Regions from separate parts of the Homo sapiens genome. Here region 2 is linked to region 1. A link is a loop called in an ENCODE intact Hi-C map of the cell type or tissue named here. Cell type or tissue: Panc1. All regions are shown on one strand. Links, peaks and the distances in the headings refer to the core of each region. The heading gives the core; the rest is flanking DNA.

Evidence for each region. A loop is a pair of places that touch in the nucleus more often than their neighbours do. Peaks named below come from ENCODE experiments on the same cell type or tissue, not always from the same donor. Only the 100,000 strongest peaks of a DNase experiment are listed, where the experiment ranks them.
Region 2: it touches region 1 in a loop (2.4-fold over the local background); 3 of 110 quality-filtered maps call a loop at or near these places.

Annotation. Positions count from the first base shown.
Region 1 is chrX:108,065,709-108,075,592 of GRCh38, forward strand. It overlaps VSIG1 (V-set and immunoglobulin domain containing 1), which reads left to right. Exons shown (of 7, transcript NM_182607.5): 3 at 1,228-1,426; 4 at 6,969-7,124; 5 at 7,542-7,661. Among named protein-coding and RNA genes, the nearest start is that of PSMD10, 21 kb to the right of the region's middle. In Panc1, for the core only: CTCF peaks have their summits at 6,523 (motif pointing left) and 6,731; a DNase peak (open chromatin) is centred at 6,485.
Region 2 is chrX:107,929,265-107,945,228 of GRCh38, forward strand. LOC101928335 (a long non-coding RNA gene) reads right to left here and starts at 6,716. Exons shown (of 4, transcript NR_110395.1): 1 at 6,528-6,716; 2 at 5,371-5,416; 3 at 3,766-3,856. It overlaps MID2 (midline 2), which reads left to right. Exons shown (of 10, transcript NM_012216.4): 10 at 1-2,373. It also overlaps the pseudogene TMEM230P1. RefSeq lists enhancers at 5,733-6,932, 6,299-7,003, 7,004-7,707. In Panc1, for the core only: no CTCF peak of the experiment used is centred there; DNase peaks (open chromatin) are centred at 6,087 and 6,507; H3K4me3 peaks cover 1,335 bases.

The sequences.
Region 1 (9,884 bases), core at 1,712-9,711:
ATCTACCCTATGCAACAATATTCAGGAAGTCATAGATTTAATGTGCTAGATTTTTCTGTTTCTAATACACATTGAAATTTGTAAGTTTTCATTTATATACTACCTAAAATCAACTTAAATGCCTATACTTGGTAAATACATATCATACTTTGGAAAACATTACTCTCTTTTCTCATTCAGATGTGGAAAGTAAAGGTTGGAGAGATTAAATAACTTTGTTTCTTATCTAAAACCAGGCTGCCATGGAGGCATGACTAGAGGCCACCTCCCCTAACTATATCACAGTGAGGGGCAGAGCTGTGACTAACTCAAGCCACCTGACCCCTAGACCAGGACCCTTTCCACCACATCATGCTGCTCCCACAGTTGCCATTATGATCTAAGTATCTATGCTCTTTAATAGAAATGGGACTAGAATCCAGATCTTAAGTTTAATAAGTTATAATAATAATAAATGAGCCCTTGTGGCTTCAGATGGGTCACTTAATCTCTCTGGGTCTGAGATGCCTTATTTGTTTAAATGACAGAAGAATTCCAGTTCTGCCTTCTGCCACATGGGGAGAAAGATGGTAGCTATCATTGGCTGAGCACTTCCGAGGTCCTTTACTAGATTTCTTAGTTTCATCTTCACAACACCACTATAAAGGGATGGGACCAGATGATTTCTAAGATGCTTTTCCGCTTTGCTTCTAATAAACAAAACAAACCCAAGTTTGTCTATCCAAAAGAGTAGGTGTGTCTAAAAGGAGCATGAACATTTGAACATTTAAGGAAACCAGATAGTCTCACTGGGTAAGGTAAATTCAAATTTTAAGAAGTTTATAAAATGGTAAAAAAAAAAAAATGATGGTTTTGGTTTCCCATCAGACATTTGTGTTCTACATAATGAGTTTCTCTCAGGTGGATTCATTAAGTGAGCATCTTGATCTCCTAGCCCAAGCTTAGGTGTTGAATCCTGTCAGCTCCAGCTGCCTCCTCCTCTGTAAGATAGGCATACTAATCCCTGCCCTGATGACATCACAGAGCTGCTCTGAGGGCCAAATGCGCAGCTGTGAGCAAACTAAAGTGCCCCACTGAGTTGAGAAACCTTGGCCACAGGGACCTGTTCCTGGTGGGGGGAAGATGCTGCTTCTTTATCAAAGGTAATGTGTTTAGAAGAAGCTTTCAGGTAGCTTATCCTAGTCCTGGACTCTCTCCAGTTCTCACTTCTGTTATTTTTCTGTCTAGATTTACTTTTCTCAAGGTGGACAAGCTGTAGCCATCGGGCAATTTAAAGATCGAATTACAGGGTCCAACGATCCAGGTAATGCATCTATCACTATCTCGCATATGCAGCCAGCAGACAGTGGAATTTACATCTGCGATGTTAACAACCCCCCAGACTTTCTCGGCCAAAACCAAGGCATCCTCAACGTCAGTGTGTTAGGTATGAGCACTTTTTTCTGCTTTTTCTTTTCTTGGAAAAAGTTAGGACACTGAATGAGCCAGGACAGTGAGTTATGATGCCAATTAAGTCTCTGTAGGTAAATATACTCCCTAATATTTTCATTATCAGGGAAATAGAGACAAGCCACCAGCCCAACCAAAACAGTAACACTGAGAAATCACTCATAAAACATGCAGAACAATTGTGCAAACGGGCTGCCAAAATGACAGCAGTAGATGACCCAACCTCCAGTGATCCCTATCTCTGAGGGATGGAATGAGAACAGATGAGACAATCCACTGTCCCACAAAATGATCACTAGCAACTCTTTTAGAGGAAACCTCCATTTACAGCCAGATCTACCTGGGGGAGACTACTGTCAACTTATTATTCCTTTTAAGCTCGACACAATTCCCACCATTAAATTATTCTTTTAAATAAAGACAGGAGAGTCCCTTTTTTAAAATGCTAATGTTATTTGGAAAAAGGACTGAAATTAATCTAGTGTTGAGAATCAACATATTTACATACAAATATTCATTATATGATATTGGGCAAGCCGTATCTGCTCTTAAAATGAATTTGGAATCTCATTTGTTCAGTATTTATTGAGTTACAGTGATGGAGGTGTTGTTTTTGCCCTTGGGAAGCTCCCAATTTTGGCCATTTCTAGAAGTCCTTACAATCTCTGTCTGAGAGGACAATGTGGGCTAAACTTCCATCTGCAGGCTGGTATTGGGAAGTATCGAAGCAAGGGATGAAAGGGCTGCCAATCCTCAACTCTTACAGACAGACCAGTTGAGATGAGCATTTTCCCACTTCTAGGTAGCCCCAAATGAAGCTGATCTAGTCATTGCTGCTCTCAAGCTGTGTGCACACATCACAAGAAAGGAGGAACTACATCAAATCAGTGACTTAATAGTTGAGTAGCTTGGAAAAGCAGCAATTGGTAACAAGGTGCATACCCAAGAGAACTGTTTACAGTTGTCCTGGCTTGCCACTCAGGTAATGCCACAAAGGAACCAGCTGACATTTACTGTGAGGTTTGCCACTGCATCTACCCACCTGGGAAAGAGGGAAAGGTACCTAAGAGCTATTTTTTAAGAGTGGGTTAGCTTAATCAATCATATTTTTATCTTACTGAGTTCTGTGCCAGGAATTGGGGTACAGGAACAGACAAGAGAAGTATTACTCAAGCAAATTCCTGGGAGAGTTTCTGTTTCAGTTTGGAAGACTAGTGTATTAGTCTATTCTTGCATTGCTGTAAAGAAATACCTGAGACTGGGTAATTTATAAGTAAAAGAGGTTTAATTGTCTCACGGTTCTGCAGGCTGTACAGGAAGCATAGCAGCTTCTTGGGAAGCCTCAGGAAACTACAATCATGGCAGAAAGCAAAGGGGAGGCAAGATGTCTCACATGGCTGGAACAGGAGGAAGGGGAGGGGAAGATGCCACACACTTTTAAACAACCAGGTCTTATGAGCACTCATTCACTATCACAAGATCAGCACCGAGGGGGAAATCCGCCCCCATGATCCAGTCACCTCTCACCAGGCCCTATCGCCAAAATTAGTGATTACAATTTGACATGAGGTTTGGGTGGGGACACAGATCCAAACCATATCAACTAGTTAGTTATATACATGGGAACTAAGTGATGTGCTATAAATGCCAAAGCATCAAACTGGCACTCAGAAGACCTGAGTTTTAGATCTTACTCTGTACTCAGTGACCTTATACAAGTCAGTCCACCTTTCTCTGACCATTGTGAGATGGGGTTATAATTTCTGCCCTGTCTTCTTTACAGGTTTGTTATGAACAGTTTTGTTATTTTACCTATAAAATGAAATACTGGAGATCAAAGGGGTTTTTAAATGTTCAAAAACTGGAGGGATTAGCTAATGATTTTCTGTTGCTTCCTGGTTCTGGGATGTTCTGACCAGAAACAATCTAAAGAAGCCAAGTCTCTTCATCTCAGAGCTTGGAAATAGCCCTGAGATAAAGTTAGACAAGAAGGTTAATATTCTTAAATTTAAAGCTCAGAGGATCCCAAATCAATTTCCATAAGAAGTTGAGGGTCACTTCATCTCAGAGGTGTTTTTTCCCATGAGTCTTTGTGTCAGATAGCTCTGTGTCATGACTTTTCCTTAAGCAGCCAGGATCCAGACAAGGTAAGAGGCAGAAGGGTCTGTGGATTTCCTTGTTTGTTTAGGAACTCTAAAAAATATTGTTTTTGTTAATTGGGCAAAGAACAAAGGCCTCCTCCAAATGTAGGCTTTTTGGAAAATTTGAGACTGCTAATTTTCTCTAAAAATTGCAGCGACTATTTGCAATTCTCAAATCTCATTGTATATGAGTGACAATTTTGCTTGCCCTGACTGAAAGGTGAGGCAAGATGGGGACAGGTGGGTAAGAGAGACAGGTTAATTGTGGGGAGAGGTGTTGATATTTCCTTAAAGATGACTCTCATAGCAATGTATCTTTCAGATGTTTTGTTACCCAGCAGTGAGCATCAATCCCATGCATTTACTCGTTCATGCATGAATTCATTTAACAAACCCTGAGCACACGTGCCAGTTACTGTGCTAAGCAATGGACATGGGGAAATGTAAAAGATAGGGTCTTAGCCCTCTAAAATTCAGTCTAGTGAAGGAGACAGACGCGTAACATAAAAGCTTTCAGTGGAGGTATGAGAGGAGAGCTATGAGGGCACAGGGGAAAGGGCAAAAAGCTGTATCAGGAATTGGAGAAGGCTTATTGAGGAAAGTGACTTTTGTGCTGAATGTTGAAGGATGTGCAAGAGTGTGTGATGAAGAAGAGGGGCTGAGATGGCAAGGCACAGTTTAGGTGAAGGAAACAGCAATGGGCAAAGAACCAGGTGGTTTGGATGGCCATTCATTTGAGAGCTTTCCATTAGGTATGACAACCTTGGAAAATTAATCTCTGAAAAATACCCAGATCAAGTTTGAATAATTATTTTGTGTGCATTTGGAATGAGCATCATCTACCTTCCGCAATTTGGCACATAAAAAGAAAATGATTGATTTAGGGAAGGTTTAAGAACCTACTGAAGCACTTTGTTTTTTCTTTTTTCTTTTTTTTTCTGAGCTGAGCCTTTTCCTCCCACCCCAATTCTGTTGAAAGCAATAAAGCTAAATGGTAGATCAATGGCTTTGCCAGTAAAATACCCAAGTTCCACTGGGGACTTTAACTGGATGAAATTTCAGTTCAATCCTGGGTCAGTAGTTTTAGAAAATATATAGGTTTGGGACTTGGTTCAAAGTGATTCACTAAATGTTTTGTTAATAAAAAATAAAAGGAGAAAAATATTCTAAGCAAAAAAAATGCCTATCTGGGTTTGATTCTGGGCTCAAGAAATGAGTGCAAGTCATTCCAGGTTTTTGCCATAATTTAGTTCAAGTCCTGGTGTCCAACTTTGTGATGAAACACCCCCATTTAATTTTCTGTTCAAATTGTTCTATTCTGCTGTAAAGGCTATACAATAGCCATCTTTTTAAAAAGGCAGTATCTAAATCTAGTGATAGCTGCAATGGACTTCTGGTTAAATAGCTTAGTTTAGGATAGGCACATCCAACAAGTTGTTCCTACCTGAGAAAATCTTTGATAAGAAAGAATAAAGAACTAAGTAGAAGGATATTCCTTTCAATTAAAAAGACACATGCTTAAAAGATAGGGCTAGTAAACTGTTTAAGAATTATAGCTATATGCATCTGTCTTCTCGCACCTGTGTACAGATAGTGAGAGTCTGGGAAGGCTGAACTGAGCGGAAGTCAATGGGAGAGTAACTTTAGTAGCAGGAATTAGTGCTGCTGTGGCCAACAGAAATTCCAGGTTCTAGGCCCTATATTTATTATTGTATTTAATACTTGGATCAGCCAGAGGTTAGATAATCTCTTAGTCACGTTTTACAGATGAGTCAGCTGAGGTTTGGCTAAGTTAGGTAACTTGCCTATACAGATCCAGGGTAGAGTTACAAAGCCCGTATTCTGTGTGGATCCAGAGCTGTGCCCTTAACCACTGCGTCTCAGGTAAGAGCTGTAGGACTGAGTAATATGACACATTTCATGTCTAACTCACCTAAATTAGAGAACCTAAGCTTTAAAGGGTTCTAGAGCAAAATGAAGATAAGCAAGGTGAGTTGGAAAGTATAGAAATTTACATCATTGTCTGTATATAAGATAGATATATAAGGTGTATAAGATAGATGTATAGATATAAAATAAATATCTAAGATAAGAGATATAAGATAGATATGTAGATATGATAGATATATAAATGTATAAGATATGTAAGATAGAATAAACCGTGCAAGTAAGTAAGATGAATGAGGAGATTCAGATTCCCAGCTTCCCACAGGACTTCTCCCCTGACATGTTTTCATAAGCAGCTAAAACTCTATGTCCCGGACTGACCTCATTAGTACCCCTTCCTCCTTGTCACCCCTTCACCTAAAACCTGTTCTTCCTGCTGTGGTCTTGGAGGCCTCTTCCCCTCTCTAAAGTCATCTCTCATCCCTCTCCCACCCCACTTTAGAACTGTGTGAAAGTTACTTTTGAATTCCTGGTGCCTAGTCCCATGCCAGGCCCACAGAAGGCATGGGTGCTTGCTGAGTGAAGGATGAATAAATATTTCAGTGCTGAGTAGCGTGCACCCCCCAAATGGACTTCCCCTACTGATGATGCACACAGGCAAATTTAAACCTTTCAACTATTTGTGTCACCCACAGATGAACAAATGCAAAAAAAAAAAAAAAAAAGAAAATAATCATGAGAGAAAAGAGAAATACAGCATTAAATATTTTAAAAAGAATAATAGGTTATCTCAGAGTATTTAAGGATTCTATTTTCCTTTAAAACTGTGCTTTTAAAGCATAAACTATATTCCTGGTCATTTAGTATTTGCTTATATTTGGCTGTTTTAATAAAGGCATATTTTAAGACACAATGCGGAAATTCATGGTTATAAATCTGAGGAGGAGGCAGACAGAGGAGTCACTATTTGAATCTTAATGGCCTCTTGACTAGAAGGGCCCTGCACCTGAAGTGCTCTACTCCCACCTGGTGGTGCAAGCAGAAAACTGCCAACATACATTTTAATAATTTTTTTTGTGTGTGTGGAGACCCAGTCTCACTTTGTTGCTCAGGATGGAGTGCAGTGGCGTGATCTTGGCTTACTGCAACCTCTGCCTCCCAGGTTCAAGTGATTCTACTGCCTCACCCTCCCAAGTAGCTGGGATTACAGGCGCCCACCACCACGCCCAGCTAATTTTTGTATTTTTAGTAGAGATGGTGTTTCATCACATTGGCCAGGCTGGTCTCGAACTCCTGACCTCAGGTGATCCACCTACCTCGGCCTTCCAAATTGCTGGGATTACAGGCATGAGCCACTGCGCCTGGCCAAGAATTTTTTTTAAAAATAAATAAACACACATATTATTCAAAATGAAAGTGAGGAAGTGACTGCAATTGTCACAGAATGCCATTCATCCTAAAGAATTTTTATTCTTTGTCATTGCCTTACAGTGAAACCTTCTAAGCCCCTTTGTAGCGTTCAAGGAAGACCAGAAACTGGCCACACTATTTCCCTTTCCTGTCTCTCTGCGCTTGGAACACCTTCCCCTGTGTACTACTGGCATAAACTTGAGGGAAGAGACATCGTGCCAGTGAAAGAAAACTTCAGTAAGTGTAACCTGCAGTAGACCCTGGAAAGGCCTGGTGTCTGTGGTTGGATGACAGCAGGAGTGTGTGGTTGGCTGCTTGACCTTACAGTTCAATCTTCTTGTTTTCTCAGTGGTGGCGGGTGGAGGGGGGCGGCTGGTAATGTAAAAAGAATGCCTGTCTCCCAACACGATGATTGTGTTCTGGTCTACTCCCCAAATTCTAAAAGCCAGCTCAGAGATGGTGAATATGTAGGGAACAGGCATGGTCCCAGGTGAGTTAGCACTGGAACAGTCCTGAGGGGCCTAGTTGAATCCTGAACATCTCAAGAAAGAGAGGCCAATATGGGGGAGTGGGTGGACATTGAGTGATCTGTTACACTGATGTTATCTGTATGCACAGAAGAGATCTCAAAAGTCTATTCCCTGGTTTCAACAGACCCAACCACCGGGATTTTGGTCATTGGAAATCTGACAAATTTTGAACAAGGTTATTACCAGTGTACTGCCATCAACAGACTTGGCAATAGTTCCTGCGAAATCGATCTCACTTCTTCACGTGAGTTGACCATACAACTTTAACGGTTTCTCCTTAAATCAAGTAGTCTGGGCCTGTCAGACAAATAAATTAGTTAGGATCCCCAGTTAGTGCTTCCTGCTTCTCTGGAGATTTGTGTGCTTTATATACAGGCTGATATGATGAATGACCATCCTAATATCTAATGCTCACATAATAATATATGCCATATGCTGCCCTAAATCCTTTACAAAAAGCAATTTGTTTGCTTCACAAAATCGCTAGAAGGTAGGTATTACTATTCAATACTAAAAAAGAAGCCTTTCTGATAACAGCAGGCTGAATTTCTCTTTGTGATGCTGTTGGTAAATCCAGGTGACACTGTAGCTCTGACAAACATATACCTTGCAAAGATCTGCCACTAATAATAATAGTATTATAATAATAACACTCGTACCCACAATCACGGTAGCTACTATTTGTGGAGCATGAATTATGCTGAGTATTATCTCACTCTTTCCTCCCAACCACCCCTATCTAGGGAGGCAGACTATTGTCGGCCTCATTTTGCTGAAAAGAACACTGAAGCTCAGGGAAGTAAATGACTTGCCCAAGGTCATCCAGTTAGTAACTGGCAGAGCCAGGATGCCTCTAAACCTCAATTTTCCTATTCGAAGGTGCTTACTCACTCTCTGAGTGTAAGATTTAAGACTCCTGGAATTGTCCAATTGAGCTGACCCAGGGGCAACTCCTCACAAGGAATATCTCACCAAACATCTCAAGGATCACTTAATAACACTTAGGATCTTTTTTCAAACTTACTTTGAATTTGTGATTTTAATATATGCCATATCCAGGGATGGCAAGTTCCAGTGGGTTTTTGCTCTTCCTATGCACCTGAACTTTCTTCCTTTTATTTCTCCTGAAGTTTGCTCCTTTATTCTCATATCACTTTCAGCTATATTTCCTGCATCATTTCTGTTATCTTTCTTTAGAATTCCCTCAATATCTTTTTGCCTTCTCAGAGGTACAATCATACTGCAGATGTAGAGATATGTAGGATTTGGACTTGAGCATTGCTTCCTTTCTAGTCTTTTTTCCAATGATGTCCAGCACTGCCTTCCTCTCTCCCTCCCACATCCCTTCTTTCTTCCTTCCTTCCTCAAATATTTATTGAATATCTACTGTGTTCCAGGGACTGTCCTAGGTGATAAAGATACAGAGATAAAGAAGATGTATGTCCTATACTCAAGGAGCTCACAGTTCAGCTAGAGGGACAAACACAACTAAAACATGCTAAATCCTATAATAGAAGTCTGAACAGGGTCTATAGAGCACCAAGGGAGGAAAATTATGCTTATAGAACTGGGATGGCTTTACCAACAAAGTGCTATTTGAGCAGGATCTTGAAGGAACTTGCAAAGCCTCATCATCTATAAAATGGGAAAGCTGAAGCATGACGGTAGAGCAGCAGGCTTAGGAGAGCAACCAGGTCATGATGGGGGAAGAGAATGGAGGGCTTCACATGGCATGTCTCTGAGGGAAAAATCACAAGAAACTGATATATCATCTGATATGTTTGAATCAATTGAAAGAAGTTTAATGGTTTTGTTGGAAATTTCGGGATGAGTGATAATGCATTTATTAATCCCCAAATGAAGCAATTATTAACCTCCGGGAAAATTTTTGTAAATGTTGTACAAGAAAGAATCATAGTATACTGTGTTCCTCAGCTGTGAACAATATTTATATAGCCATACTACTGCAAACTTGGATTTAACTAAAACTTGTGATATAACTATTTTGGAAGAACATGGTGGGTGTGAGGGGAGTGGTGTAAAAGAGCTCAATCTCCAACTTCTAGGGTACGAAGTTGAAAGAAAATGATGGAATGGAAAAAAGGTAGGACATATCAGAGCAAACATAATAAAAACATGGGGGCAAGAAGACTTTTAAAAAGAGTTAAGAGTGGTTGCCTTTCGTGAATGGGACTCAGAAACGGGAAGGAGTCGGGCAGGGAACTGCTGTTTTTGTGAGACATGTAGTAGAACTATTTGACTTTTTAAACTATTTACTTATATTCTCTTAATCATAAAAAGTTAAAGGAATTATTATCAGGCAGCTCAAAATATAAGGTGTCCATCCTTGTGTGAGGGGAGGCAGATGGGGTTGGGTTGGCTTATAACCCAGATGTGGTCTTCCAGAGACAACACCTCAGGGCTTGAAGGTCTGGTGCTCAGCTGGATAATGTCCCACTCATTAAGT
Region 2 (15,964 bases), core at 3,424-11,423, 130 kb before region 1:
CTAGGGCATATCCCCAAATTCTTAAACAAAAAAAAATGATTTTTTTCCCCTTCATCAAACTTTTCACTGGCTCCCTTAGCACCCAGTAGAAGGTCCCAACTCCTTACAGAGTCTGGGTTTTCATGTCCCTGTTTGCTTACACAGCTTAATCTTTTGCCACTTTCCCCCTCACATTGATTAAGGTAGCCAAGTTTAACTATTTACACAACTATTCACACAAGTTATTCTCTGGGCCTGCAGCAGAAACATGATTAACAATTTTAATGCCCAGAGTAAACAACAGAAATTTTTCTTAAATTAAAGGAATAGTGTGAAAATGCTGTAAGTACAGAAAATGCAACCTCCATTCCAGTAGAACAATTTCCTTTGCCTTGTCCTTGGCTCTCCAAAACTGTTCATTTATTGTGGTGTCTTTTAGATTTTAGTGCCCTGGGACAAAGATCTAATTTCCCCACCCTACTTTTGACTCTATCCTGGACTACCTTTCCTCACCTCTATCTCTCTCAACCAGACTAACTCTTTATTCCTTAGACTTGATGATGCATCCCTCTTTAGAGATCCAAAGACACCCCAAGCATCCCCCTCTCTCAGCAATAATCACATTGTATAGCAGTGTTTTTCAAAGTGTGGTCCTCACACCGCCTGTGTTAGAATCACCTTTAGTGTTTGTTAAAAGAATTGATTTTGGGTTCCCACTCCTGACCTAACCAGAATATCTGAGAACATAGGCAGGAATTTACATTTTTGACAAGCTCCTCATGATTCTGATGCACCAAAAATTTTAATGAATAATCATCTTCCCTACTAGACTGAACACCTTGAGAGGAAGGACTGTGTCTTTTATTGTTGTTATATTGTTAATACCTGGCACAGTGCTTGGAACATTAGCTTGGCTAATGTTTATTGAATGAATGTATGAATGAAAAAATGCATTATGAAAGTTTCCTCTTGTACTCTCATGTTCGTAGTGATGTTTGTTACTTCCTGGGCAGAAAAGCTTGGTTACTACTCCATTTGAGCTGTATTAATTCTATTTTGCAGAGATATCAAGGCTCCTACATAATAAATGATCATTGTCCTCCTCAAAAACTCTTTGGCAGTTATCTTGGGGAAATGTCTTTGGAGCATATGGCACCATTGTTTTCAGTAACATTTCAGTCTTGTCAAACTTTGTTGTTTGAAGGTGGATTTACATTTCGGTTATAGCCAAAAATCACTCAAAGCTAAGCCTACTTAAAAAAGTGGGGAATTAAACTGGGTTTGGAGTAAGCAATGAAGTTTGACTCTGAAGTCCCAAATTCTGAGTCAAACAGTGAAAAATGACTTCTAAGATACAACATGGTGACAAAGTACTTAGTGGGGGTGCGATGGGCCCCAGATATTTACTTCAGTTAACTTGGCTTTTATAGAATCCTGGCAATGCCATGGACCTTAAGAGAAGTAATTGGCTACCTCTAGCTAAACCCAGCTGGACAAAGAGAATAGGACTTGTATTTAACATTTTCAAAGAAGGTGACTGCATAAGCTTTTGTTGTTGTTGCTCTACTCAACCTGTTCTCCACAACTGTTTCTACCAGAAGATTATTTTATGTCTGCAATTTATGCTTGTTTCCACTTTTTATATTGTCTTATTGAAGAAAGCACAAAAATAATCAAAAATAAAGTAAAACCTGTTTTGAGAGTATGAAAGAAATTTTAATGCCACATTGAGGTTCTGGCTACTTGTAAGTAAGAGTAACTGCATCTGGATGTGTTTTTATTATACAATTCTATGTGTATCTTTAGATGCAGTGAAATTCAGATTGCAGCAAAATCACTTATCTGTTCTTTTCGGCTAAAACACTCTAGGTGAATTTTCTAAACTTCCATGGTTTACATATTTATATATGACTACCAAGATGGAGCAATCCACGGATGGACTTTTGAATAAACTCAAATATTTGATACTGCTTCCTCCAAGGAATGGAGAGTGTCAGGCAGGTAGGTAAGAACCACTCCTACACTTATTTCTAGCTCCTGAAGCCAACTGCAGCCTTGGAGCCAATGGCTGTATTTGGCTGTGTGTTACAGGTTGGCCAAACTGATTGCCATCAGGTCAGACAAAACTGCCTTTTATGGTGTAGTCTGCCAGCTTCAGACATATGCTGTATTGTTGTTATTGGCTAGACTATTTATTAGACTATTGTTGGACTATTTTTTATCAAATGCTTTACCCCACGCCTGTTTGTATTGGGAGCTCTGGACCAATAGTGTCTCTCCTAGTGACAGAAATATGAGCATCTGTGGATTACACAGCCTCATCCCTCTCTACAATATTCCAGCCCATCCAAAATGCTATATTATGAATTAAATAAATATATATGTATTCATGAATTCTTTGTTGTCTCTCGCTGGAGTTGAATTGGGGGAGGACTAAAAGGAAGATGGCCGTGGATTCTCCTGGAATTGGGTAAGTGACTAGGGGAAACCAAGGATCATATAATAGGTAGTGATCTGGACAGAAAGGACCCAGGGGGTCTGGAGCTCAAAATCCAATCAAGAAGACTTTGATTTCAGGAGCATGATATGGTCAAGAAGACCAAAGAAATGAAGATATAGGGTTCAAGGAAACATGACACATTCAGTTTTAGAGATTGGAGCAGAAGTTGAGAATTAAAGAACAAATAAAATCCCAGTGCTGGAACCCATTGATTAAGATTAGGGTAGCACCAGAAGCAAGTGAGCTGACTTACTGTTAAAACAGCTGGCCTGCAGGAGGAGACTGGGAGGAAGCCAGGAGGTCCCTCAGGGCTAGAATTGGGCATATCTTAATCAGATTTGTAGTGGCACTAAGACTAAAAGGGATCATGCGATATGAAGTGAATGAAGCAGGGCAGTCAAGGGCGGCAGCTAGAGAAGTGACTTGAAACAGGTCATCAGACCAGGGGCCTATAAGAACTACAGCCCAAAGGTAAAAGGAGTAAAATTCAAAGGAGAAAAGAATTTGGAACATTGTGTGTTTAGTGGTTTAATTGAAGAACAACCTAGGCAAATACCAAATATGAGGCTATTACCCATAGCTAAAATTTTAATATTTTGTGTGTGTGTGTGTGATGATGTTTGGAAAGGCCATCTCCATTTAATGTGCGAGGACAGGGCAGATATGGGATTCTTTATGTTTCCCCATCTGAGAATAGAATTGGTCCCAGAGTTTCAGTGAATCTGAGCCTGTATTTGGGAGGGAGGTGGTCTCAGTTATGATGGTTAGGAGTAACAGAGACCAAATAGGTTGTTACAAGCTTATTAGAAATGTATATAGCATGACAGCTAATGAGAATGACTCTCCTCCACCATGAATTTCCAGGAATGGAGGATCAAGGTGGTTTTCCTATACTGTTGGGCACAATACACAAATTACAATTGCGACTGATCTCGTCGGGTCATTCAAGAGCAGTTCTTAACCACTAGTTATGTTCCTAGTACTCTTCTCATTTCTGTGGTGGGATATTAAGATGAAAAATATTCCTAACATTTATAATGGAGTACCCAATTCAATACTGCTTCTCAGATAGTTTTACATCTATGAACTCAATGAGTTAATAGTGGTAGCTGACAAAGGGAGCATTTATAGAGACACTGGAGTGCAAGTGGAAGCTCTTACCAAGATCTAGCATGGAGACTTGTACATAGTAGGTGCTTAGTAAATGCTGGTTGAATAGAATTAGAATCTGATAAGCAGAATGACAAGTAGTCCACCTCATACATTGTGAAGTTGGGTGAACTCACCAGCACCAGGTGTATAATCCCTCTCAGGCACATATTCCTGGTCCAGGATTCCTATGACTGCTTCTTTCCATTGTTCTTTAAGGCCAGGCTCCTTCAAAGGGAACAATTAAAAGAATTAATAAATTAGCCACCAATAATGTGCTAATGGAGGAATGTGGGCAAAATTCACACAGAAAACAAGACATTGTTTCTCAGAAAACAAGAAATGTTAACAAGAACCTTCTAGGGAAAATGTTTTTGTGTCTGACTTGGGACTGACAAGTTGGGGAGGGCAAGCATCAGACTTTCCAGTTTAGAAGGGTCAGCTGACAATGCCCTGGCAGGCTAAGCCCCTGCCAGGGGAAATATTTTGGACCAAGAGGACTCTTTCAAAGGGGATATAGATGAGAACTGAGTCTCACTTAGCACAATGCCTGTGATCCTTCTAGAGCACAAGGGCTGGCCTTGCACACAGAATACGAAGAGGATCTGTTGCTCTTCCAGGCAGATTAAAAGTCCCAGAAAATGGAATTTGGGCTGATTTTCCCTTTGATGTATAGTGATAAGAAAAAGCTACTATGGTCAACAGCTCTTTGTTCGACTTAACTCCCTCAGTGGTAAGAGAGGGTCATGAGATAGCCAAAAATGTGAAATTCACAGTAAGCAGCTGTCAAGCACATATGGCAAGTCCAAGTCCAAGTCCAAGTCCAAGGCCTGACTGATTTAGTAGGTAAAGATACAAGGAATCACTTTTAAATTCAAACAGTTTATTATTTACACAGTGAAAGAAAAAGCAGTCAAAGATTCCAGCCCCAAATGGTCCTTGTCCCAAACAACAAAAAGGATGACACTGAAACAAAAAGGACCAGAAGACTTCCAAGTGAGTTGTGGGATACCTCACTGCTAAGAAGCCAATTATAGACTGCACTTAAGTGGCTTTATAGTCTGTAGCTCTATTCTGAGGGAAGTGGTTCAGGAAGTCTTGTACCTCATCAGAACCTGGGAGGTGGGAGGCTATGAAAATCTGTCTCATGAAACTTGCCAAGGGACATAAGGAGGCAAGTGGGAGATGATCTTGAAGCAGCTCCTCTCAGGCCTCCCATCCTTTGTGCTCTGGAAGGATCACAGGCATTCTACCAAGACTCAGATTAGCTGTGGTTCAAGTCTTTGCTCGAGGGACCATTGTAGATATTGCCAGGTGACTAGGGTGCCAGGGTAGAGCCATTCTCATGCAGAGACTAGCTGAAGGTCCAGGTAAATTCCTCAGGGCAAAGCAAAAGGAAGTAAAGTCAGGGTCTTTTGAAGTACCTCTTCTCTTCTTCCCTTCTGCTGACCTTCCATTCATGTCCTTTCATTCTTCTCAGTATTTTGGGAGTTGGGGGTGGGGATGGGGCAGAGATTAAATGCATAATTAGGATATAAAATAAATTCAGTCTCTGAAAGATTCAGTACCAAGGCCAGAGAATTCCAAGGCCTGGGTCCTTCGCCATCTCTGGCACTTAGTTTTTCAACTAGGAATTAAAGAGTATGGGTAATTTCTAAGGTCCCTTCTAGCCCTAACAGTATGAATTACCATAAATGCAAATTTAGTGAAGGTAGTGATAGGAGCTTGATGTGCATACCTACCCCAAGAATGTTGGGACATCAGGGCAGATCATCAGAAATCCTACGACTGGGACAGAGAAGTGGATGACATTACTGTTACTTTAGGACCATCATCAGAATCCCTTTTGGGGTGACTATCCTTCCCCATACACACTTCACTTCACTTGGACCTCCCTTGCCAATCCGCTGCTACCATTACTTTTGAGCTTTCTGCTTCAGCCCTCTCCCCCATCCTGCTTGATAACTGTACAAAATGCAAATACTGTTTTAGCTAGTGGCGTCTCTGTTTCAAATTTCAGGTCAGTCATCTGAGAGTCTTCAATGTGTACATGCAGGGAATTGCCAAAGATATTCTACTTTCCAAGGGCAGAGTAGGTCACTTGATACAGCAACTAACAGGGGTCCTGTGTGCCACCTTCTCCAATTATGATCTTCCCAATCCAAACTCCCACAGATACATCCCTTAAAAGGCAAAGGAGAGAGTCCTGGTACAGCCACCACTCCAAGTTATTATTCCGCCATTCATTTATTCACTCATTCAACAAATATTTTACTGATAGTCTGTTTGTGGCAGGTGCTGGAGCTCAGTGATGAATAAGACACATAATCCCTGCCCTCATGAGACTCATAATCTAGAGAGAAGACAGAGTATCAACGAATGAAGACTTTTTGAATTATAGGCGCTATCATTTATTGGTTGCTTACAGTGTGCCTGGCACTATGCCAAGCACTCGAGATGCAGTGATTCATTCAATCCTCCCAGGAATCCTATGAGGTAAAGACTATTATTGGCTCCCTCGAACATGAAGAGTTAATCATTCCATGCGCCCATGCCCAGGCCTGCAGATTCCTACATGCCTGGTGAGCTGCTAGCAAGGGTCTTAGCCATGGCTGCTTTGGGTACGAGGTAAAGTTTAAGGCCCAGCACTGAGGAAACAAATGACCCAGTGCAGCAGCTCCTGAAGTCAGGGTTAACCGGGAAGGCCTTCCAGGTCTTTGCTAGACACCCCCAAAACTGCCCCCGAGGCGATTCTCCCATCCTCTTTTTTCTCCCCTTTCCCTCCGGCACCCCACTACCCTCCCTTTCCAGCCCAGCCCCTCCCTCTGGGCCGCCTCCTCTCTGAGTCATTTCCCCTTCTCCGCCCTAAAGACCTTGTCTTTCTCTTGGAATCCCTTACCCTCTGGCAGGAAGTAGAGGAAGAGCAAACTGGCTTTGGGAACCAGGTGAGTCCTTTCCCCAGCGAGGATGAGAAACGCCTCCCCGCAGTCCTCTGACCCCCCACGAATTCGGAAGGACGGGAAATCCTGGGAGTCCCTCCAGCCGTGTGTGGGAGGTGCCACGCCCCACCTGGTGTCTCCTGGGATGTGAGGAGGGAAGCAGTGGTCCCGTCGGACCGGCCTGTGTGGCTGCGACCGGCTCCTGCGCTGTGAGCTCAGCGCGCTGGGGAGGGACCTAGCTGCCGCGAAGCTGGGGGCGCGTGGAAGGGTCGGCTCCAGAAGCCAGCCATTGGGAGGAGAGAGGGGGAAAAGCTCCGAGCGGTGCGTGTGGAGGGTGCAAGCGCTTGCAAGTGCGTGCAAGTGGGCTGGTACGTGTGTTGAGAAGGCATGAGTGTGTATGAAGGGGTATAGAGAGGTGCGTACGTGGGGAGGCGCGCGTGTGCGGGAACGCTTGTGTGCGTGTGATGTGTGGGGGACATGCGAAGATGTGATTTACACAGGTGCGGACGTGGCAGTGTGCGAGTGGTGACATGGAGATGCTTTCGAGCGTGAAGACTCACCGAGAAGCCCGTGGGGGATGTGTGTGCGTGTGCACGTGGAGGTGTGTGTGAGGGGATATAGATTTATTAATATATATGCGTGCGCGTGGAGTGCGTGCGTGCGTGGGGGTCCGTACGTGGGGGTGCGTGCATGGGGGGGTGCGTGTGTTGGGAGTGCGTGCATGGTGGTTGCATGGGTGGTGGAGAGGGGAGAGCGGGAAGGAAGGCGGGAGCCAGGTGCATGCGCAACTGAGAGTAAAGATGGCCGAGAAGCTCTTGCTGGCAGAGCTTAAAGTTAGGATTCTTAGCCTCTTTTTGTTTTTCTTGAGGTGGGCAGTAGGATGCACATGGCACCGTTTGAAAATAAGGAAAACTATTGACCAATTGACCACCTCCTTTAAAAAAATGCCCATGGTTTGCATGTAAGCACAGAGGGTTCGTGAACCCACTGATGGTCATCTGTAGACCCTAGATTATGGTTTGAAAAGGGGAGAAGATCCAAATAAATTACGTTGATATCCGCCATTGTGTCTTTTGATTCTATGAGAGAAAAAATGGAACAGCAGCTGTCCTTGGGTTGGTGTGGCTTTGAGGCTAGGTTTGCTGCTCCTGTTGGACGTGGTGCCAGCAGAGTGGGGAGTGTAAAATGGGATCACTGCCCAGAGTAAGACTGAGGAAGGGTGCCTCGTGGCCTTCAGGATAAAGCTCGGCCCCTCCCAAGCGGATCACTAGCCACAGGTTTTGCGGGTTAGTTCCTTGATAAAGTTGGAAAGTGGAGATTTGTGTTGCTTTCTTGCGTGATTCCCGTCCCCGCCCTCCGCCCTCCGTCCCCCGCCCCGCGCCCCGGCCCTGACAGCCTGTGGGTGATGTCAGGGAGTATGAGTCTAACTAAGGTTGGGACTTCGTTGGGTAAGTGACTAGAAGGAGAGCAGCAGACTTGGGTTCTGATCCCATCTTTACGATTAACTAACTGTGTGACATTAAGCAATTTTCTTTATCTTCTTGTGCATCACTTTATTTATTTGTTTATTTATTTACTGAGACTGAGACTCGCTCTGTCACCCAGACTGGAGTGCAGTGGCACAATCTCGGCTCACTGCAGCCTACGCCTCCCAGGTTCAAGTGATTCTCCTGTTTCAGCCTCCCAAGTAGCTGGGATTACAGGCGCGCACCACCACGCCTGGCTAATTTTTGTATTTGTTGTAGAGATGGGATGGCGCCATGTTGTCTAGGCGGGTTTGGAGCTCCTGACCTTAAGCGATAGCCCTGCTTCAGCCTCCCAAAGTGCTGGGATTATAGGCGTGAGGCACTGCACCCAGCCTCACTTTCCTCATTTATAAAATGGTAGTTCACAGGGTAGTTGGAAGTTTAAATAAGACTAAATAAATTCCCAGAACATGGGAAGCCTTTAATAAATGGCTGCATACCTAGGAATAAATAATATGTGTGTATATATATATATATATATATATATATTATACACGTATATCTATATATACATTTGCAGAAAAGTTAAAGCTAAAAGTTTTATTTTGAAAGAATGTCTTAAACTACTGTTTTCTTTTGGTTTCTTGTAGGCATACCTAGTTGTGCTGTCAGCCAAAGCCCACCAAGTTCATCCTGTAAAGTCACACGCCTGAAGTAAGTGGGACTTTATTTGGAATTATTTGCAGTGTTCAAGTAGACAATTATTAGTCCACCATCAACTCTCACTTGGATTGCTGCCATGGTCTTCAAGCCTTCACATTTGCCTGCTTCCCTCTTTCGTTCTCCATGTTGCAGTCACAGTTATCTTTCCCTCTGAGAGGCAAAATAGCCTACTGGTTTGGAGCACAGACCTTGGAGTCAGAAATATCTCCTTCAGATCCCAACTGCACCCTGCTCCACCACTTTCTAGCTGTGTGATCTTTCACAAATTACTTCACTTCTTTTTGGGGGATTTCAACATTTTAATTTCTTTTTAATATAAGTCACATTTGCAAGCTAGGAAACAGATTCAACCTAAGACAATCTAGTCCTCTGGAGATCCAGGCTGAGTCTTTCGATTTTTAGCAGAATGACATCATAATATAAGGTGCTAGCAATAGAATTATAAACTCTAAATAATAACCACTTATCTACATTTTTCATTAGGAAACAACCAAAAGTCCATTACTTAAAGACATGATATACAGAACATATTGATCTACAAAAGACCCAACGACCCAAATTATATGCTGCCCAACCTACTGGTGAACTGGATTGGAACTGGCCAAGGATTGGTAAATAGAGAAAGCGTTTACATTTTAAAAACTTCCTCTGTGGTTAAAAAAATTCCTGGTTGTTATCAATAAGAAAACAAGTAAAAAATGTTACAGATGGACCCACACTGATATTTGACTTTACCAAGGTCTTCCGCCAGAACATGAAGGTAGACATAAATGTAGGAGATTAGATATTGAGATATTTTAAAAATAAATTACTTAGTAATAAGAAGTTAGACATACAGCATTATTCCATTTGCTACAAGAACAAATGGACAATGAAGATTATTTAAAAGAAATGTTCAACTCTAAGGAGGGTGGTGGGAACAACACTTTCCACTAGAGAATAACCTCCCATTTTCTCAGACAGTTAGCATTACTATTCTTCCGTAATACATATTCATATGGAAAAACTTGTCAAGAGCTTTTGCCAGGGCCAGGAGATGAAAAATAGAGCATGTTTTAATTAGCAAATTGTAAGCTCAGTTAACATTTTTTGGGATGGACCCATACAATCTGGCCATTGTTTTGTTAAACTTCTGTAAACTGCAGAATTCCTTAACCCTTAATTAGCTTTGGTTTTTGCTCAATATCCTGAAGCTGGGCACAGTCTCAATGTAACTCTTCTCCTAGGGGCTGAACTGGGTGCTAGTCATCAAAGTTTGGAATGTCATTTTAGAAGCAACCTCTAGAAGTAATCCTGGTAAGCCCTAGAAGTAATCCTTTGGATGCATAGTAGGCTCTGTGCAGGTGGTAAAATCTGGGCAGGAATACCAGAATGTCAATGATCAGGACTGGAACTGCCCAGTCTGCCCCCGCTTTGCTGATGTAGCCAGAAGGTGAGCCTATGATAATGAGAAAGGCACCAATCGAAAAAGAGCACAGTGGCAAGTGCAGTGGCCTTATAAGGGATCTTAGGAGGGCTTTTCTTAAACTGGAGGTCAGTGTAGCCATCATCTGTGCTGGAGAGCCTTGAGTATATCACTTTACTACGGAGATTCCAGCCAGGTTGATGTGGGAGGGCATCATAACACACTGACACAGCTACAGTTGGAGTGCCATGCCAGGCTGCCAGTGGCGAGACTTTGCTCACAGTTGGCAGCAGAGGCACCCAAGGCTGTGCCACCTAACTGCCACCCAGCCCACCCCAGCAAGGGCCAGTGCCCTGGAAGTCTACTTGACCTCTTTTAGAATCTGTTTCCTTATCTCTGAAAGGGGACAATGCTGATACCACCTCAAGGGTTTTGTGAGAGATTGCAGAGATAATGTATGTAATGTGGCTCACAGTAATTGCTCAATAAATGGTAGATTAAAAATGGCAAGGGCAGTGAAGTAGCCAGCAAAAAAGAGGTTGAAGTGATGCACAATGGCACCTACACTGGGTAGGGATTGAAGCCATGAGGTGATAATGAGCTGGAGAATGGGAGAAATCAAAGGATGGGAGATCTTGATGAGAATGAAAAATGTTTGGCTGTGAAATGAGTCCTTGATCAAAAATTTTTTAAAAAAGAAAGAGAATGAGGAGTGGGTATTCTGAGAACCAAGAAGTAACTGGAATAGGAGGTTGTAGCCAGAGATTAGGCTAGTAGAGTTCAGGAATTCTAAAGTGGAGCAGCTCCATGCCTAGTGGGTGGTCCAGGAAACTAACGGCTAGTAATGACATAGAAAGTGGCATGCGGTCAGAGGTTGTTGAAGTAGAGGAGCTCAAAGGGCAGTGAGGCTAGCATGTTGGATGAGTCATCCACAGACATTGATGTTGCTTACATGATGGCAGGGGTTGAAATGGAGAGGAAAATGGAGCCAGTGCCAAAGCCAAGGTCTATCCTAACTAACGGAAAGCAGTCATTTATTTCACAAATATTTACTGAACTTTTACTAGATGTCAGGACGTAACAAGACAGACAAGAATCATGCTGTCATGGAGTTTACAGTCTAACAGGAGTAATAACAGACATTAATAATCCTACCTATAAATAGAAAGCTGTAAACTGTGATAAGAGCTATGAATGGGCCAGGCGCGGTGGCCCACGCATGTAATCCCAAAACTTTGGGAGCCTGAGGCGGATGTATCACAAGGTCAGGAGTTTGAGACCAGCCTGGCCAAGATGGTGAAACTCTGTCTCTACTAAAAATACAAAAATTGCCTGGGCATGGTGGCATGTGCCTGTAATCCCAGCTACTTGGGAGGCTGAGGCAGGAGAATCGCTTGAACCCAAAAGGTGGAGGTTGCAGTGAGCCGAGATCACGCCATTGAACTCCAGCCTGGCCAACAAGAGTGAAACTCCCTCAAAAAAAAAAAAAAAAAAAAAGAGCTATGAATGAAAAATAAGGGTTCTGTAAGTGTTATAACAGAGGAACCTAACCCTGTCTGGAAAGTTAGGGGGGGCTTCCCTGAAGAAGTGAGGACTGAAAGATAAATTAGGGTAGATGAAGGTGGATGGTGGGTAGGTGGAAGACATGTTCCAGGTAGAGGAAACAGCATGTGCAAAGACCTGAAGCTAGAACATGTATAGTAATTTGAAGAACTGAAAAATATCTCCTATGACTAGAGCATATTAAGTAATACTCTAGCCATAGGAGAGTAATATGAGCTGAGGCTGGGTGGCAGGCTCCCTTAAGGATTTGGGGCTTTATACTACGAGCATTGGTAATATTTGGATGACATGATCATATTTTAAAAATAATCAGGCCAGGCATTGTGGTTTGCACCAGTAATCCTAGCACTTTGGAAGGCCAAAGTTGGTGGGTCACTTAAGCCCAGGAGTTTGAGACCAGCCTGGACAACCTGGACAAACCCCATCTTTACAAAAAGTATAAAAAATTAGCCAGGCATGGTGGCGCATGCCTGTGGTTCCAGCTACTCTGGAAGCTGAGGTGGGAGGATCACCTGAGCCTGGGGAAGTCAAGGCTGCAGTGAGCTGTGATCATGCCACTGCACTCCAGCCTGGGTGACAGAGTGAGACCCTGTCTCAAAGAAAAAAATCAAACACATAAGTATATAGGGTAAATAGTGAAAGGCCAGTTTATGTGTATGTTAGTATAGGGGAGTATGTGTGTATGTGTATGTGTATACATAAAATACACATGTATAATATGTAAACACATATAATAGATGTATACATATATAATATATAAAAATGATACATACCATTTCACCACTTTAAAGAATGTTAAATACACAATGGTTATATTTCAGTGTCCATACATAGACATCCAATTCATTCTTTTTTTAAAAAAAAAAATTTATTACTAATACAAATAGAGATGGGGTGTCACCATTTTGCCCAGGCTAATCTCAAACTCCTGGGCTCAACCAATCCTTCCTCCTCCAGCTCCCAAAGTGCTGGGATTATAGGTGTGAGCCACCAAGCCTGGCCCAACTCATTCTTAAGAGTTGCAAAGTATTCCACGTTATTAATGTATGATGACTTATTTAACTATTGCCCTATTGATGGACAATTTAAGTTGTCTCTAATTATATATTACTTTGCAGTGTGCACTGTTCACAATAGCAAAGACATGGAATCAGCCTAAATGTCCATCAATGATAGACTGGATAAAGAAAATGTGATACATATACATGATGGGATGCTATGCGGCCAAAAAAAAAGGAATGAGATCATGTCCTTTGTAGGAACATGATGCAGCTGGAGGTCATTATCCTTAGCAAATTAAGGCAGGAACAGAAAAACAAATACCGCGTGTTCACACTTAAAAGTGGGAACTAAATAATGAGACCCAATGGGCAGAAAGAGGGGAGCAAGAGACAGTGGGGACTACCTGAAGGAGAAGGGTAGGAAGAGGGAGAGGATCAGGAAAAATAACTATCAGGTACTATGCTTAGTACCTGGATAACAAAATAATCTAAACCGAACGCCTGTGACACGAGCTTACCTATATAACAAACTTGCACTGCACATGTACCCCAAACCTAAAATAAAAGTTTAACAAAATTGCAATATGCCATTCTGTAAATTTTTTTCTCTAATATTATGCTTCAAATTTTATTTTTAAAATTACACTAGGAATACACAAGGAATTACGTGAGGAATATATGAATATATTCTTATAAAAATTGTAAAAATATAGAAATGTGTAACAATGAGAGTAAATGCTTATACAGGCCTTACTGTGCCCAACATCACTCTAAATGCTTTAAAGAGATCAGTACAACAATCCATGAAATAGGTACTGTTATTTTTTTCCATTTTACAGATAGGGACACTGAGGGCATAAAGAGGTAACTTGCATGTGGTCATATAGCTAATTATTGTTGGAGCTGGGCTCTTAATCACCTCATTATTTTCCTTCACCTCTACCCAGTTTAATGCCTTACCTCAAATGTGACAACTGTTCTTTTTTTCATTTGCAATTTTATCTACCTATATAAAACACATGCAAAATATTTATGTTTTTGGTGCGTTGGTTTTCTTTTTATGTAATAGGTTAATACTGTGTTATCTTGCAACTAGCTTTTTTCACTTAACCATGTGTCTTTGACTTTTTCCAAGTCTTTATTTTTAAATTAATAATATATAAGCATATTGTTGTGGTAAAAGATCAAAATAATACACAGGTTTAGAGAGAGTAAATCTTCAAACTTCCCTTTCCTGCCTGCTCTCTGACATCTCACCAAAAAAAAACCCCCAAAAAACCCCCAATAAACAACCAACTGTCCACAATTTGGTGAGTGTCCTTACAATCTTCTTTCCATGCATTTTGTGTGAATAAATAAGTATTTATATATATTTACATAACAGGATTCATTCATATTGTTATATAGCCTTTTAATTTCTTATTTATTGATTTAATTACACACATGATACTTGAATACATTTTTCTTTTGAAAGATTAGAGCACTACAGGGAAGTTGAACACTCCCTTTGATCATCATTGATTTCCTCTCTACCTCCTCTGTCCCTACTCACTGTTTGACTTTTCTCCTGCATCTTTTTTTTTTTTTAATTATACTTTAAGTTCTAGGGTACATGTGCACAAAGTGCAGGTTTGTTACATAGGTATACATGTGCCATGTTGGTTTGCTACACCCATTAACTCGTCATTTACATTAGGTATTTCTCCTAATGCTATCCCTCCCCCTGCCCCCCACCCCATGACAGGCCCCTGTGTGTGATGTTCCCCGCCCTGTGCCCAAGTGTTCTCACTGTTCAGTTCCCACCTATGAGTGAGAACATGTGGTGTTTGGTTTTCTGTCCTTGTCATAGTTTGCTGAGAATGATGGTTTCCAGCTTCATCCATGTCCCTACAAAGGACAGGAACTCATCCTTTTTTATGGCTGCATATTATTCCATGGTGTATATGTGCCACATTTTCTTAACCCAGTCTATCATTGATGGACGTTTGGGTTGGTTCCAAGTCTTTGCTAGGGTGAATAGTGCCGCAGTAAACATATGTGTACATGTGTCTTTATAGCAGCATGATTTATAATCCTTTGGGTATATACCCAGTAATGTGATTGCTGGGTCAAATGGTATTTCTAGTTCTAGATCCTTGAGGAATCGTCACACTGTCTTCCACAATGGTTGAACTAGTTTACACTCCCACCAACAGTGTAAAAGCATTCCTATTTCTCCACATCCTCTCCAGCATCTGTTTTTTCCTGACTTTTTAATGATCGCCATTCTAACTGGTGTGAGATGGTATATCATTGTGGTTTTGATTTGCATTTCTCTGATGACCAGTGATGATGAGCATCTTTTCATGTGTCTGTTGGCTGCATAAATGTCTTCTTTTGAGAAATGTCTGTTCATATCCTTTGCCCACTTTTTGATGGGGTTTGTTTTTTTCTTGTAAATTTGTTTAAGGTCTTTGTAGATTCTGGATATTAGCCCTTTGTCAGATGGGTAGATTGCAAAAGTTTACTCCCATTCTGTAGGTTGCCTGCTCACCCTGATGGTAGTTTATTTAGCTATGTAGAAGCTCTTGAGTTTAATTAGATCCCATTTGTCAATTTTGGCTTTTGTTGCCATTGCTTTTGGTGTTTTAGTCATGAAGTCCTTGCCCATGCCTATGTCCTGAATGGTATTGCCTAGGTTTTCTTCTAGGGTGTTTTATGGTTTTAGGTCTAACATTTAGGTCTTTAATTCATCTTGAATTAATTTTTGTATAAGGTGTAAGGAAGGGATCCAGTTTCAGCTTTCTACATATGGCTAGCCAGTTTTCCCAACACCATTTATTTTAAATAGGGAATCCTTTCCCCATTTCTTGTTTTTGTCAGGTTTGTCAAAGATCAGATGGTTGTAGATGTGTGGTATTATTTCTGAGGGCTCTATTCTGTTCCATTGTTCTATCTCTCTGTTTTAGTACCAGTACCATGCTATTTTTGTTACTGTAGCCTTGTAGTATAGTTTGAAGTCAGGTAGCATGATGCCTCCAGCTTTGTTCTTTTTGCTTAGGATTGTCTTGGCAATGCAGGCTCTTTTTTTGGTTCCATATGAACTTTAAAGTAGTTTTTTCCAATTCTGTGAAGAAAGTTATTGGTACCTTGATGGAGGTGGCATTGAATCTATAAATTACCTTGGGGAGTATGGCCATTTTCATGATATTGATCCTTCCTATCCGTAAGCATGGAATGTTCTTCCATTTGTTTGTGTC